Regions from separate parts of the Homo sapiens genome. Here region 2 is linked to region 1. A link is a contact called in ENCODE Hi-C or POLR2A ChIA-PET data. All regions are on one chromosome and are shown on one strand. Each heading gives the region's core, a stretch centred on a gene start or an enhancer-like site at or near the end of the contact. The rest is flanking DNA. Distances are from core to core; before and after follow the strand shown. Region 1 holds the start of GTF2A1 (general transcription factor IIA subunit 1). Region 2 holds the start of EFCAB11 (EF-hand calcium binding domain 11).

Region 1 (7,074 bases), core at 2,666-5,165:
ATGATTAAAATGTAATGGTAGTGTTCTACAAAGTGATTTAAGAACATCTTTCCCCAGCTTTGATGATATTGGTGTAGCTGTTACAGTTACCATTAATAATAAAACACCCACCAAATACTTGTCAAAGCACTTCCTACTACCTTTGATTTTCCAACAACGATAGGTGGTGGTGATTATTTCACCTTATTGACACAGAATCATGGCACAATGTCACACAGGAATTTAGTGGCAAGAGTCAAACCTGATTCCACCAAAACTCCACACTAAGTTAATTTACTTTTGCTAAAAACTACAAACTGGTCTACACTTTGTTCTACAGAAAATAACTTAGAGCTGGTTGGTGTTTTAAGACATGAAGTAGCAATTTCAAACTAAGTTACAACAGACAAAGATAATTTAAAAAGATTTTAAAAAATCTCTTCATCACATGTATAGAACTAATTTGTATGGTCAGCAATTTCTTATAGCCACCATCAAAAATTTGTGCATGTGAAAATCGGCAGTTTCTTTGAAAATGACAAAAACATAGGTGAAATCTGAATGCAGTATAATTTTTTTTGGTAGGACTGAAATATGTATGCTTTCAACAGCTTAAATGAATGCTATGACTATGCACTACACTTTAAAACAGGGACTTTCATTAAGATTGGTAAACTTGCTTGGCACGGCGGCTTACGCCTGTAATCCCAGCACTTTGGGAGGCCGAGGCAGGTGGATCATCTGAGGTCAGGAGTTTGAAACCAGCCTGGCCAACAATGGTGAAACCCCGTCTCTACCAAAATTACAAAAATTAGCTGGGCGTGGTGGTGTGAGTCTGTAATCCCAGCTACTTGGAAAGCTGAGGCAGGAGAATAGCTTGAACCCACGAGGCAGAGGCTGCGGTAAGCCGAGATCGCACCACTGCATGCCAGTCTGGATGACAGAGCAAGAGTCTGTCTCAAAAAAAAAAAAAAAAAAAAAGAAGGAAAGAAAAAAAATGATTAGTAAGCTCAAGGCATCTTTCTTCTTCAATTCTGTATCCTCCCAAAGTGCCCAATACATACTGAGCATACATACATACATACATACAAAGTGCCCAATACACACTGAGCATACATACATACAAAGTGCCCAATACATACTGAGCATACATACATACATACATACAAAGTGCCCAATACATACTGAGCACTAGGGCCTAAATATGCCTCAAAACTAGTTTTGTTTTTTTTCTTTCTTCACTATTTAAGAAAATGGAGTTTGCTGGGAAGTCACAAGATTTTAGTTTAAGCCAATTTCCACAATCTTTTTAGACTCTTCTCTTTCTTGGCATTGTTGCTAAAATAGTCATTTGGACAGTAAAATATTTAAATGTTTGGACACAGAAGGTTTGCTGTCATTTTGTTGATGGTGTAGCAAAATTTATACATCGATTTTTTTTCCCTTTTCTTCTCTTGTTTTACAGTTATCTAGTGTTTAGGCTGCATATTAAAAGAAAGACGCAACATTTTAACTCCCAGTATAAATCATTTTGAAGTTAAAAAAAACACATAAACATTCATCACAAGGAGAGTACTATTATGTATCTATCTAAGTACATAGCTGCTACAAAGTGTAAGATCACAAACAGCAAATCCTGTATAAATGTTTTATATAGTAGAAAGAGCTGTTAAAGTTAGAAACGTCATTCAAGCTGTAGGAGACCAAGAATAAAAAGTTCAGATAGAAACAATTTAAATATGATGCTAAATGTAATCTTACTTGGGAGAAGTTTTCTCTCACAAATTTTGTTTTGTGAATTAAAGGGCTGCAGCTTCCAAGTATTCAGTCCTACAATTTTGGTATAACAGAAAATATTTCTTTCCGAAACTAAACTGGATGGCACACATATGTTGCAATGAAGGCATATAACAGCTATTGAGGGACTGGAAAACCAATATATTGGAATGGAATCCATGATGGCTAGATGCCAGACACACAAGCAATCTAAGTTCCTGGGTAAATATTAACCAAGTGCTTAGGTCTTGTTGCAATCTAGGTGTAAAGAGAGAAGCCAACTCAGAGCCTCCAGGGAGTCTGATGGTCTTAAGGAGGCCAAGACTAGGTTTTCTGCCATTTTAATCCAGTAACTACAATCCATTATTTCACAGATTAATTCTGTGAAGAGCAAACCTCGTAGCTTTTCTTCCCTGTCCTGTCTGCAGTGGTTTTAACTTTAATTGATGGCGAAACTACTCAACCTTTTAGTCAAGAATATCAATAGTAGGGGGGAAAACTAGGTGGAAGGTGAGGGATTCCATGTGCAAAGCGTTTGGGAGTATGTAATAGGGAGGTAACAAGAAGTCCTCTCAATATGTAGTAAAACTTAACAGGAATGGTATTGTTTAGTGTAAATTTTCGGGCTGTCACCTGAATATTAAATGAATTACAAATGTTGATAGAATCATAACTTTATATAATATACCAAGAACACTGATTTCCTGTGATTTTTTTCTTTAAGTGTCCCAGACCATGCAGCTGTGCAGGAAACTGGGAAGCAACTGTTAACAGGGGAATGGACTTGGCGTGAAAAGAAATGTCAAGGTTCATAGATATCCTCTACACCCATTCACAATCTCCCATTTTCTGAGTATTCAAGGCCTCTGGTTTCTCTAATCCCTTTCTTCAAGTCTTGGCAAGATGCATTTTTTTTCCTCTTTGGTAAGACGCCTTTGATATTCTTCAAATCTGGTTTCACCAGCACAGAACTTTGACGTTTCGTTTTGCTTTGTCTCTGGAAGACAAACTCCCTCACTCATCCACGCGACATTTCAAGTCCCTCAAAATTCCCAGGGACAAGAAAACTAGGTACTATGAATTCTGCCTTCCAAACAGCATTCTCTGTTCTGCTTGCAAGGTCGATATAAAGGCAGGATTTGCTTGGGCAGAACAAGTCAAAAGCTTATTGAATTGCACTTATTGAATTGAACATGGAACACAGCCGGCTTGCTCTCTTATAGCGAGAGGCCATGCGAGTTGGTGGGTCAAGGGCATGCATTTCAAAGTGATCAGTCACTATACGTTGGCCACATGGAGTCGCAGTATTTTGGCAATATTTTTAAAAACCAGGGAAAGTTACTGTGCTGTTACAATCCAAAGGCTGGTGGGGTTTTCTTCCACCCCGCATTTCCACTAGCGTGATAAATTATTTAAAGTACGTGGCCTAGTAGAGGACTAACCTCTGGGTAACATAAGCCTAGTCTTCGCAGCGTACCCACTGTGGAAACAAACGAATCAGACGTTACTAATTGTGGAATGTTAAAAGTAGGCCCCGATCGGCTTTTACTCCCTTTGGAAAATCCTACACAATTCTGCGCGCGAAAGACCCACCCTCGGTGAGGCGGTGAGGCGCGAACGCCGCGAAGCTCACAGTCAAAGCCTCGCTGACAAATCAAGAGATGACTCCGCATTTAAAACCTTCCCGAATAGGAACGCGCCAGAGGCCGGAAGCCACGCCACGTGACCAGTCCTCCTCCGCGGCCATTCCTAGCGAGGCAGTAGGCACCGCCTCTGTCACATTTCCTAGCTCCTAAAGCGCGGGACCAGGCGGAAACGTGCGACAGGAGGCGGTCCCACCTAGCTTTGGACTGGAGTGTCAGTAGAACTCCCGTCTTTTCCAGCAACGCTTTGCAAGTTCTTCACCGCAAAGAACTGCCGCAGACTTCCGCCTGGGTGCCAACCACGTGATCACGCGAGCGTTGGAGAGGCGTAGGTCCGATTTCACTACTTCACTCCCCGGGCTCCGCCAGTCCAGTACCCGCCACGGCGCGTGACAACGCGGCTCGCCGGCGGCCTCCGCCCCGGCGCGCCTGCGCACGCGGCTCTCGCGGTGTCTCGCGCTCAGCCCCGCCCACCTCTGCCCCCGCCCTTTCCGCCCCTCCCTCCCCCTTCACCCTGTCTCTCGGCGGCGGCGGCGGCGGCGGTGGTGGCTCGCGCAGCTTGTTGGCTCGCTATATAAAGGAGAGAAGCGGGCGGACCGGACGGCTGGAGCTGCAGCCGGTGGCGGCAGCGGCGGCGCAGGGAGCGGTGACCGGTGGTGGTTTCCCTCCTTGGCGCGGGGTGGGGAGCGGGCAACGCCCCCCGGACCCCTGAAGGGTCGTGGCTTTTTTTTTTTTTTTAAGGCGATTCTCGAGGTTTTCAGCTGCGGGAGGAGTGCCCCCCTCCTCCTCCTCTCTCCGCTCTCCCCTACTCCTTCAGGATTGATTTTGTTTAAAATTTTTTCCCCAATCTTGCGGTGATTTGGGTCACCCTCCGGGTGTTATAGTTTTTTTTTTTTTGGTTTTGTTTTTATCTTGTTTTCTTGGGGTTGCCCCCTCTTGTTTGTGTTGTGTGTGGAAATGGCGAACTCGGCAAATACAAACACCGTGGTAAGGACGTGGTTCGGTGGCCGGCGGGGGCTTCGTTCAGGCTGCAGCAACGGCCGGACCGGGCGGGGGCGGGGACGGCGGCGACTCCCGGCCTCGACTCTTCAGCCGCCCGCGCGGCCGCCGCCGCCGCCGCTTCCCGCCTCGGGCGGATCGGGCCGGAGCGCCGGGCGGCGGGCGCGGGGGGGCGCCGAGGGCTCGCGGCGCGGGGAGGGCGGGGGCGCCGGTGGGGCCTGGGGCCGCCGCGGGCCGGGCCGGGCCGCGGAGGCGGTTGGGCCCGGTCGGGCGCGCAGCCCCGGCCCCAGAACCCGGCCGCCGGGAGGGAGGGCGGGAGGGGAGCCGCCGCTTCCCCCCGAGGGGCCCGTCCGCGCTGGCTTGACGAGGGCTCCCCGAGTGGCTACAGAACAAAAACTGTGTGTGGGGAATCGGGCGAACCCCCGAGACCCATCGTGATCCACTTTAATGCAGTGGAAGATTAATGGTTACTTTGGGGGTTTCTTAGGTTGTTTTTGGCGGCTGTGCTTTGGGAACCTTCTCTGAGGCCATTTTATGTTTAAAAAAAGGACGAAGGTTGGTTGAAAAGCACTTATCTCAGTTCCTTCCGAATGGGTAAAATGGCGAAGGGGAAGACCCCCATCGTATCTTCGCCTAGCAGAAGCACCAAAACAAACAAAAAAAGCCTGCAGTGGTCCAAGTGTCCCCGCTTTCGCCTTGAAATTTACCTACTTCTTCCCGTTGGTCCCTTTTTGTTACTTGCGATCACGTAGGTTTGCAAAAAGCAGTCACATAAATAACCTTTTCAGTCACCAACGCAGTGTGATCACTAGTCCACCCAACTCTTATTTTTATGATGACAATAAAACACGTTTTTTGCCCGGTCCCAAATGCCGCAGACCAGCCCGCGGCCGCCCGACACCGTACCGTTGGCGACTCGGGTCTAACCATCATGGCTGCGGCCGCTTACCCTGCTTTTCAGTCCCTGAGCCTTGTGGTCCTCCTCCCTTTGGCTGCCCTGTTTATATAGAGCCATTGCCGCTCTCTAATATAGACTCTGCCAGGATGGGAAGGTGCTTTTCAGGCCTACGTCACCGCCTCTCCATTTAAACACCAGATCCGGCTTTAAATAGTGAGAGCTGCTGAGAGCGGGGCTGGGAGGTGCGTGCTCCCGAGGCAAGAGCCAGGCGTGTGCAGAGCTCAGTTTATTTCTAGGTCCTTTTTTCACCCTGTGATTTCGCACCCGTCGCGGGCTGCTTTCAGAGCCCCAAGTTTTGGTTTTGTTCCCAGCAGCAGCTAGGATTTGCCTTCTTTGTTTGCTAGGGGGAATATATCCGAATCGCTGTCCCTTTTTGTTTACAATTTTCAAAATTAATTATTTAAAACAAAGAGTTTTAGATCAGATGGTCTAGCCATTTTTCTTATGTGCATTATTTTCGGGAATTTAAAAAACTGCTTTCTACATGGAAAATGTTAGCTGCAGAGGACTTGGTTTTGGTAGTGTTTTGTTCAAGTATTCAGGAAATAATGTTAGAAATATAGCTCCTAATATTTCATTATGTTTTCCTATAGTAAATATAAAAGACACGAGGCTTTTCAGAGAAATAGATAAGTACCTAAAGCTTCAGTATAGGACCATTTATGTGTAGGAGAATCGTGAGTAGAGGGAAGAGACAGACTGCAAACTAGATTAAAAAAAAATCTAAGTAGAACTTTATTGCCTTGGATATTAACATGGGTATCCGGTATAAAAATTATTCCAATTTATTTTCCAGCATTGCATCAGGGAATTAACATTTTTGAAGGAAACCTAACAAATGACTTAATAATGCCACTAGTGGCCCTCTGATTTACCAGTTCTTAAGTTTGAAATAACCTGTTTTTTAAAAATTAGGACAAACTTAAATTGTATTTCGTGAAAGAAACTTTGCCTCAAGTATTAGTGTAGAATTTTAAGCAATAATTTAGAAATTGCTTATTTCAAATACTCCTATGTGCCCACATACTTTTCAAAAATTAGTATCTTGAAGGCTTTTCAAATTGTGAACAATTCTGCTAAATTACTCGTTAGGCATATATTTTGTGAAGAATACACATTTCCCTTCCTTCACCTATAGGGCTTATGAAGCTGTTAAGTGGTCAAGTTGTGAGTTCATTAAGGCACAAAAATAAAATCTTAATGATTTATTAAGTTGAGAGTACTAGAAGAAAGCAGATTTATACCTACACATGTCTGGATCTCCAAGCAAAAGGTTTTTAGAGGTAACTGACTTCAGAAACGCCAAAACACCATCTAGTTTACTGAAAAGCATACATATTGTCAATTTGAGATTTATACTCCCAATTTAAAATACATTGCCCTCCTAACGCCTCGAGGAGTAATTATTGGTTAAAAAAAAAAAAGCACTTTATAGAGATACTTTTGTAATTCAGTTAAGTCACTTTAGGCAAGATGATGTCCATAGTCAGATATACTTTCCTTATATATAGAATTAGAATGTTAAAGTAGGGACTATAGAAATGTGCATTTTACAGATGAATAAACTTCAAGAGGCGGATTTGGCAAAATAAAGCAGGTTAGTGAGTGAACAGTAAAGCAAGAACCCAGATATTTGAATTGGTTTTCTTGTAATGAGAAGGATTAAATAGTATTTAATGGTTGAGGTAAATTGTATTGACAAACTCATTTGTATTTGTT
Region 2 (7,074 bases), core at 3,236-5,735, 8.7 Mb before region 1:
TTTTGTAAGTGGTACTGAAAGAATCAGAATACAATATAGCTGTGTTGATTCTGAATCCTGGCACTCAATCAGAACGGCACAGTGTTTCCTGAAGTGGAAGTGATTGGGACCTGACATTATGAAAGTACTTCCCTTTCCATTCCAATCCAAACTCCCTGTTTAAATCAAGAAGAAAGTTGTAGTGTTGTAGAAATGCTTTTAATCTTGATTTTGAACAAATAGCAGGGTTTGGGCTCTTCTGCAGGCACCAACAATTTTGTTTACCATCAACAGAAGGTATCTTATGGCTACGTTATATTTGAAATAGCAAAATAAAGTTTATTTTATGTAAAAGAATGATTGGATTCAAACAAAAATATTAAGTATATGATAGTCTATGTGATAGCGGCAGGAGGCAGACAAATCCCTAGGCAGATAGGGGCAGGGCCCCAGTGAAACCCCACCTGCAAACCAAAGACAGTTTAAAGCCTGAAAGCCAAGCTACAAGTGTTGGGTAAATCCACGGACCGGATTGATAACCCCTCTTCCCACTTGGCACACTTTCCTCTGATCAATCCCCACCCTTCACCTACTTTACATATATCTACCCTTCCCTAATTGGTTTTTTACATTGTCATGCCCACCTTTGAGTGGTGCCTTTGTTTTAGCCTTTTTTGCATACTCACAAACCATGGAGCACACACTCCCTCATTCTGAGCCCATAAAAGCCCCAGACTCAGTCACACCAGCGAACTGCCCACCTTGGGGTCAGGGCAGGGGCCATCCACTTGGGGTCCCGTCTCTGCTGAGAACTGTCTCATCACTGAGTAAAACTCACCTCCGCCCTTTTCCCCTTCGGTTGTCAGCCTAACCTCATTATTCTTGGACGCAGGACAAGAAATTCGGACCAGCTAAACAGCGAGTGCAAATAGAGCTATAACCCTGTAGCACTCCGTTCCGCTAGTGAAGCAATGGGAGAGGGAGCTGCTGGCTGCCACACACCCCCATTCATTGGGCTGCAGATGGTGGGACTAAAAGAGCTGTTAATACATCTCTATTTGCCTGGTGTCTCCAAGTGTTTGGGCACTACTGCATCCCCCTCGTCTGGACACCAGAATCTGCTACCAGAGTCACTTGCCATACACCCAGGCCATCCACAAGCCCTACATGGAGCCTGTGACTGGGCCAGCACTTGGAACAGCCAGCCGGGCCTCCAGGCTTGCTCACTCACTCACAAACCGACTCCTCGCGGGCTGAGCATGCAGTCATAGTGGCCACGGGATCTGGGCGGGGATGAAAGACAAATGCATTCTGCCAGGCTGAGTGGGCAGGGCACCTCCTGCAGCCAGCCCAGGGCTGGAGGTCTCCAGCTGGCAAAGCGGCCCTGAAATAAATCCTGTGTCATGTGTTAAGAGAATAAAGCAAACTGGGGAGAAGGCAGGTGAGTGTGAGTGAAATTTGGCAAACACTGCACTAACATGAAAAATCTAAGAAATCTTCCCACCAAATGCTAGCTCAGGACACTGTTAGCACTTTTATTAAGGACTTTAAAACATGTTGTGGATATAAAAGGGTACTCCATTTAGAGCTACTAGTGTTTCCTCACTCCCCACTATATGAGACCCAGCTGGGGCATTTCTCTTTCACCTCCAGCTGCTCCTTCTCATTGAGCTTAAAGACCATCAGCTGGGCCTGGAGGCCATGCTCCTCAATTGAGTTCCTGTGTGGCCAGTAATAGGCAAACATGGTCCCTTGTCTCAAACCCGGCCATGACTAGGGAGTAAATGTGCACTTGGGCAGGTTAGTTAACTGCTGAGCCTCAGTTTTTTAGTCTGTGAAATGGATATCATGCTTACCCCCTGGAGTTCATTCATTCAATAACTTACTGGGCAGCTATTATGTACCAAAAACTGGGAATGAGGCGTTAACAATATAGTTTCTACCCTAGCAGAGCTAATTTCAGGGCAGAAGAGACAGACCCACACATAAAAATTTTAATAGCCAAGATGAGTTAGACATTCATTACATTTTATAAGTATGAGACAGAAAAATAGGGGTGACCTTTGGAATATACTTAAAAAGTAACATATAAATGAGACCCAGAGGGCCAAAAGGAACCTGCTGTCTAAATGATGGGGTGAAGAGCATTCCCAAGTAGAGGGAACCCAGCCGGCAGAGGTGGGAAAGAGGTCATAAGAAAGGACTTAGGCAAGGCAGGCAGTGGTCCGAAGCGGGTGAGGGGAGAAGACTTGTTAAAGAAATTGGATTTTATGCAATGATCAATGGGACCCCACTGAGGGCTTTAAGAAGGGGAGTCCGATTTACATTTATTTTTTTGAGACAGAGTCTCGCTCTGCCGCTCAGGCTGGAGCGCAATGGCGCAATCTCGGCTCACTCCAACCTCTCTGCCTCCCAGGTTCAAGCAATTCTCCTACCTTAGCCTCCCGAGGAGCTAGGATTACAGGCATCCACCATCACGCTCGGCTAATTTTTCTATTTTTGTAGAGACGGGGTTTCACCATGTTGCCCGGGCTGATCTCAAACTCCTAACCTCAAGTGATTCAGCCGCCTCGGCCTCCCAAAGTGCTAGGATGACAGGCGTGAGTCACCGCGCCCGGCCTTCGATTTGCCTTTTTAATACAGCTGTGTGCTCCAACTCTGCGGAGAATGGGTTGAAGACAAAGGAAGTGAGAGGGCTCTTGCTGAAGGCGTTGGGGACGGAGCAGATTCAGAACGTGAGGAAGTGACGGCAGCAGCTGCTAACCTTACTGCGTGCTCATTTGGGGCCGGCCAGGCACGATTCGAAGCGCCTCACCAAGTGTAAACTCGCTTCACCCTCAGGACAACTCTATACTACGTACCGTGACCGTCCTCCTATACTGGGAAACCGAGCACAGAAAGCTTAAGCGCCTGGCACGTGGTGGGCGCTTTCCTACTCACTTTCTGGGACCACGCACCTGTAAGCTTAGGTCTGGGAATAAAAACCCGAGCAGGGGCCCCTAGCGCCGCGCCCCGGCAGGACACAGGTCTCCGCAGCGCCCGTGCGCGCCCCCTGAGGCGCTGTGATCGGAGGAAACCGAGGCCCCGGGGCCGAGGCGACCCTGCCCCATCTTCCCGGCCGCGCCGCTTCCTCGCGGTCCGCCTCCAGCCCTGCCGGACCCCAGCAGCCCGCGCACCGCGACTCGGCCAGGAGCAGGATCCCGGGCCCGACCGCAGCCCGCGAGAGACCGCACCGAGTCCGCGCCCACTGCCGCCCAACACGTACCTGAGGCGCACAGAACCAACGCTTGCCTCGGATCCCGCCCCTTCGGCGGCCGCCGCGCATGCGCGCAGTTCAAACCCTGGCGGCAGCGGCTTGTGCCTCGAGGCCCGGCCCCTTCCCCTTCCGGAGAGCCCACCGCTGGGTCCTAAAGCCCGCCGGGTGTTTACCCAGGACGGGGCTGGGGAAACCTGGTCTCTCCTAGCTCTTGGCTTACTTCCTGGAGACTTCTTAAAACGAGAGGAGAACCAGAAAGGCGTCCCCTAACTTCGCTCTAGTTAACTAATAGCAAGACTCACCCTCTTTACAGGATTCTCATGGCTCAGGCTCCCAGGGCTCCATGCAGCGGCGTTTGGTTTAAAGTGGAGAGAGGATACGCTTAGGTTAAAGGCAGCTGCAAGGAGACCTGTGTCCTGGGAGGGGCTGGGTGCAGACTTTGAAATCTGCTGCAAAATAAAAAGTTAAATGAGTTCCCATTGGACTCAGAACCTCGAATGTCTGTTCCTTCTTCGCAACAGTTGCGTTCTCGTAAAATCTTCTGAGAAAAGGAACTCGCCCCACGTTCCTTGCCTTTAATAAGGATGTTTGCTGTGGGATTTGGGCTCGGTGCTGTTTATGGTATTTATTCTTGGAATCTCTTTCACACTAGGCATCTCTTCCAGAGGACTGAGTGAAATACATCTGTGTAAATATAACGGCTCGTTTCGTTCTTTCATTGAAGATCTACTTTGTGCCAGGCACAGTGCTAGGTGCTGGGATTATCTTGAGGACATAACAGATGTAGTAGCTGCCCTAGGAGCTCGATCCCAATGACTTGCTGATCTGAACGAGAATCCTGGACTTGGCTCTTTTCGTTTGGTTCTTCTTGTTTGTTCACAGTCTTTTTGTCTCCTATAACGTTTAGCATAGTGTCATAGATCTAAATGATTAAAAGTAACCTATTGCAAGATGGAGGGAGAGAATGAAATAAATCATGAACCAGGCATTGAACCAGCACCTAGAAGCGCTTGGATTTCCAGCCGCGCTCAACGAGTTAAGGGACAGTCAGGGGGTGGAGCCAAGTGCTGGGGGCAGGCCTGGGCGCCTCACTGCCAGGGCGGCTCCAAGGAAACGTAATTAAACAAAGACTCTGGCCAATAGCCCTGCGGGATTAACGCGAGTGGCTGGCAGGTTGTCCAATGGGAGGAGACGTCGGAGTTGCGCGGTGAAGTTCGGCTTCCTGAGCCGCGGTGGGCGTGGCCGCGGTAGGCTGCCAGCCAGGCTGGGAAAGCGGTGGTAGCTGGTTGGGTTGCTGGGGCTCGGTTGTTGTAGTCGCGATGTTCTTCTCCGAGGCCAGAGCCAGGTCGCGGACGTGGGAAGCCAGTCCCTCGGAACACAGGAAGTGGGTGGAAGTAGGTTTCCGGAGGGCGACTGAGCCTCGGACTTCAGCTTGGCCTGGGCCTCTCGCTTCCTCTCCCGTGTCTGGGTCTCACTCTGCCGGGTGTGCAGATAAGACCTGGGCTGCCTGTCCAAAGGGTCGTGGTTAATGACTGATCCTGGAGCTGCAGGGCTCCTGGCTCCCCGTCCAGGACTACGGCTACCTCCAAGTTCCATCTCCTTTCTCTCTATATAGTCTATTAATGGTAACCTTGAGTCTGCATCTCTCCCGCCTTTCAAAGCCAGCCCCTTTGCCTCACCTTCCTAACTCCAGGACTGAATTTTGGGTAGAATTTATCTCAGTGGCCTAAATGAATTAATTTGCGTCACCTAGCGGTTAACTCGTTTGCACTTTGAGGGAAATTTCAGCCCATGTTTAAGAAAATTTCAGTCCATCTTTAAGATTTCTTGAGAATTAATATTGGGATAATGAAATTCTATTTTCATACTCTACCGCTGGGCCAAGTTTTAGATTTTCGAGGTCCAAACTGTATAATAAACTAGTAATAAAAATAAACCATTTCTGTCTCATTAACTAAAGCTATTTAATGTTCTTCAGGTATTTAAAGCATGTGATGAAGATCACAAAGGATATCTCAGCAGAGAGGACTTTAAAACTGCTGTTGTAATGCTGTTTGGGTACAAGCCCTCCAAGGTAGAGCTTTCTTATATATTTGGGGATGGGGTAGACGATCAAAGGTGAATGGATCCTAAGAAAAGTTCACAGGGCTAGCTTAGGATGTTTATAAATTGCTTTATAAGCAATTTCAGAGATGTGTCCAGTGCTGAATTTTAGCTTCCTCTTAACACCTCAGCCCAGAGATGAAGTAGAAATCTTTTCCACTGGAGTCTACACAAGCCTATCTCACCACCAGGCTGCTAATAACTACTATAAATACAAGATGCTAGAGAGGTGCCAAGAGGGAAGACTGAGAGGGGAGTGTTGGTAACAGGAGAAATTTACATAGGACATGACATAGTCTCTTTCTCGTTTTACTTTTGTTGCTTTGTTTATAAAATACATCCACGGTCAAAAAATTAAAACAGTGCAGAAAGGTATAAAGTTGAGCATAAAATCCGCTCGCCGCCTACCAGAGGGTCCCACTCCTAGGGGATTACCATTAACAGTTTTTTTGTGTAATTCTGAAATTTTCTATCCATGACATACATATGCATAGTCTTTTATTGAAAACATAAATGGGTAAATATTGTGCCTACTTTAACTTGCTTTTCTCATTTAACAATATATCAACCTAAAAGCACACACCACTACTGCATTTTAAAATATGGTTGCATATTCTTTTTAGCCAGGTTCCTGTCTGGGGTTATATAGGTGGGGTTTTTTTTTTTTTTCTGCCAACATTGCTGCAATGATACACACATTTATGTCCTTGTGGCTGTATATCTGTGGAATAAGTTCCTAGAAGTATAACTGCTAGGTCATGGAATATGTACGTTTAAAATTTTGTTAGATATTTGCTCTCCAGAAAAGATTGCACCAATTCACCAATAATGAGAGTTGAGCTGAGCCTCCATGAACCTCCTGCTTGAGTAGGGCAAGTTTCCTGCTCACCCCTGTCTTTATGCTTTTCTGCTTTCCTGTTACATTCATTCGAGAGACAACACCCTTCTTGTTAAGCTGGAATTAGTCAGAGTCAAGATATTGTCCAGATTCAAGAAATTGAGCTGCCACCATCAAGCAAAGGAAGCACTCAGAGCTCAGCCTGGAATGCCATCCCTCACTCTCATTAGACCAGACAGCTTGGCAGTTAATTAGGGCCCAGCTGTTCTCCTCATGAGTGGACTGTGCCTTTCTGTCAGATTGAAAGCCCAGCAAAGCCAGGGACCCTGTGATGTCATGCCTCTCCGCCCTATTTGTGTCAACAGAACATACTTACTGTGAAGTTGTGATGCACAATAAGTATTAATATATTCTCTTGACCCAAGTAGGTTGCATGAACAGCTCAGGTGGGTTCAGAGTGGCTCAGCTATGAGGGGCTGCCTAGTTACTGAGAAGCTTATTATGGAGCTCAGAGAAGTAGTCAGGGCTGACTCTTAGAAATGGCAGCTCTCCTGTTTACCTGTAATCATTTCAGTTGGAATTACAAAGCAGGTCAGCTGAAAAGAGTCAGCCTGTGAAGCATTGTATTTAACTTGGATTCACCTGGAAAGGTATCTTGTCTCATTTTTGCCTTTATCACCCTTGAGTCTATTTGGTTTCAATTTTAGAATGAGGAATTTAATGACAGATACAGTGATGTAACATACTGTACATACACTCCATGAAATTTAACAGATTTTACTTTTCATATTGAGGTGAGGTTTTCTATTTTATTTTTTAAGCAAATGAACTATTTAGTAACCGCAGGTCACTAAACGGTATTTACTAATAGCATGTCACCTATAAACTTAGTCATTTG

Evidence for each region. A loop is a pair of places that touch in the nucleus more often than their neighbours do. ChIA-PET counts read pairs that join two places held with the same protein, here RNA polymerase II (POLR2A). Pooled maps may share reads with other maps.
Region 2: a loop to region 1 is called in a pooled map, with 8 times the contacts of the local background. The contact joins the promoter of EFCAB11 here to the promoter of GTF2A1 in region 1. A Hi-C loop is called at or near these places in 1 of 50 pooled maps. POLR2A ChIA-PET finds 5 or more read pairs at or near these places in 2 of 52 experiments (Caco-2 and naive thymus-derived CD4-positive, alpha-beta T cell).

Annotation. Positions count from the first base shown.
Region 1 is chr14:81,217,800-81,224,873 of GRCh38, reverse strand. It overlaps GTF2A1 (general transcription factor IIA subunit 1), which reads left to right and starts at 3,915. Exons shown (of 9, transcript NM_015859.4): 1 at 3,915-4,385. The coding sequence starts at 4,356. It overlaps GTF2A1-AS1 (GTF2A1 antisense RNA 1), which reads right to left and starts at 3,656. Exons shown (of 2, transcript NR_135252.1): 1 at 3,349-3,656; 2 at 1,494-3,235. RefSeq lists silencers at 3,751-4,050, 4,081-4,130, 4,661-4,780 and enhancers at 5,121-5,210, 5,251-5,320, 5,193-5,701.
Region 2 is chr14:89,952,141-89,959,214 of GRCh38, reverse strand. EFCAB11 (EF-hand calcium binding domain 11) reads left to right here and starts at 4,485. Exons shown (of 6, transcript NM_145231.4): 1 at 4,485-4,629; 2 at 5,214-5,309. The coding sequence starts at 4,555. It overlaps TDP1 (tyrosyl-DNA phosphodiesterase 1), which reads right to left and starts at 3,288. Exons shown (of 17, transcript NM_018319.4): 1 at 3,245-3,288; 2 at 2,415-2,637. RefSeq lists enhancers at 722-1,230, 4,256-4,756 and a silencer at 2,961-3,190.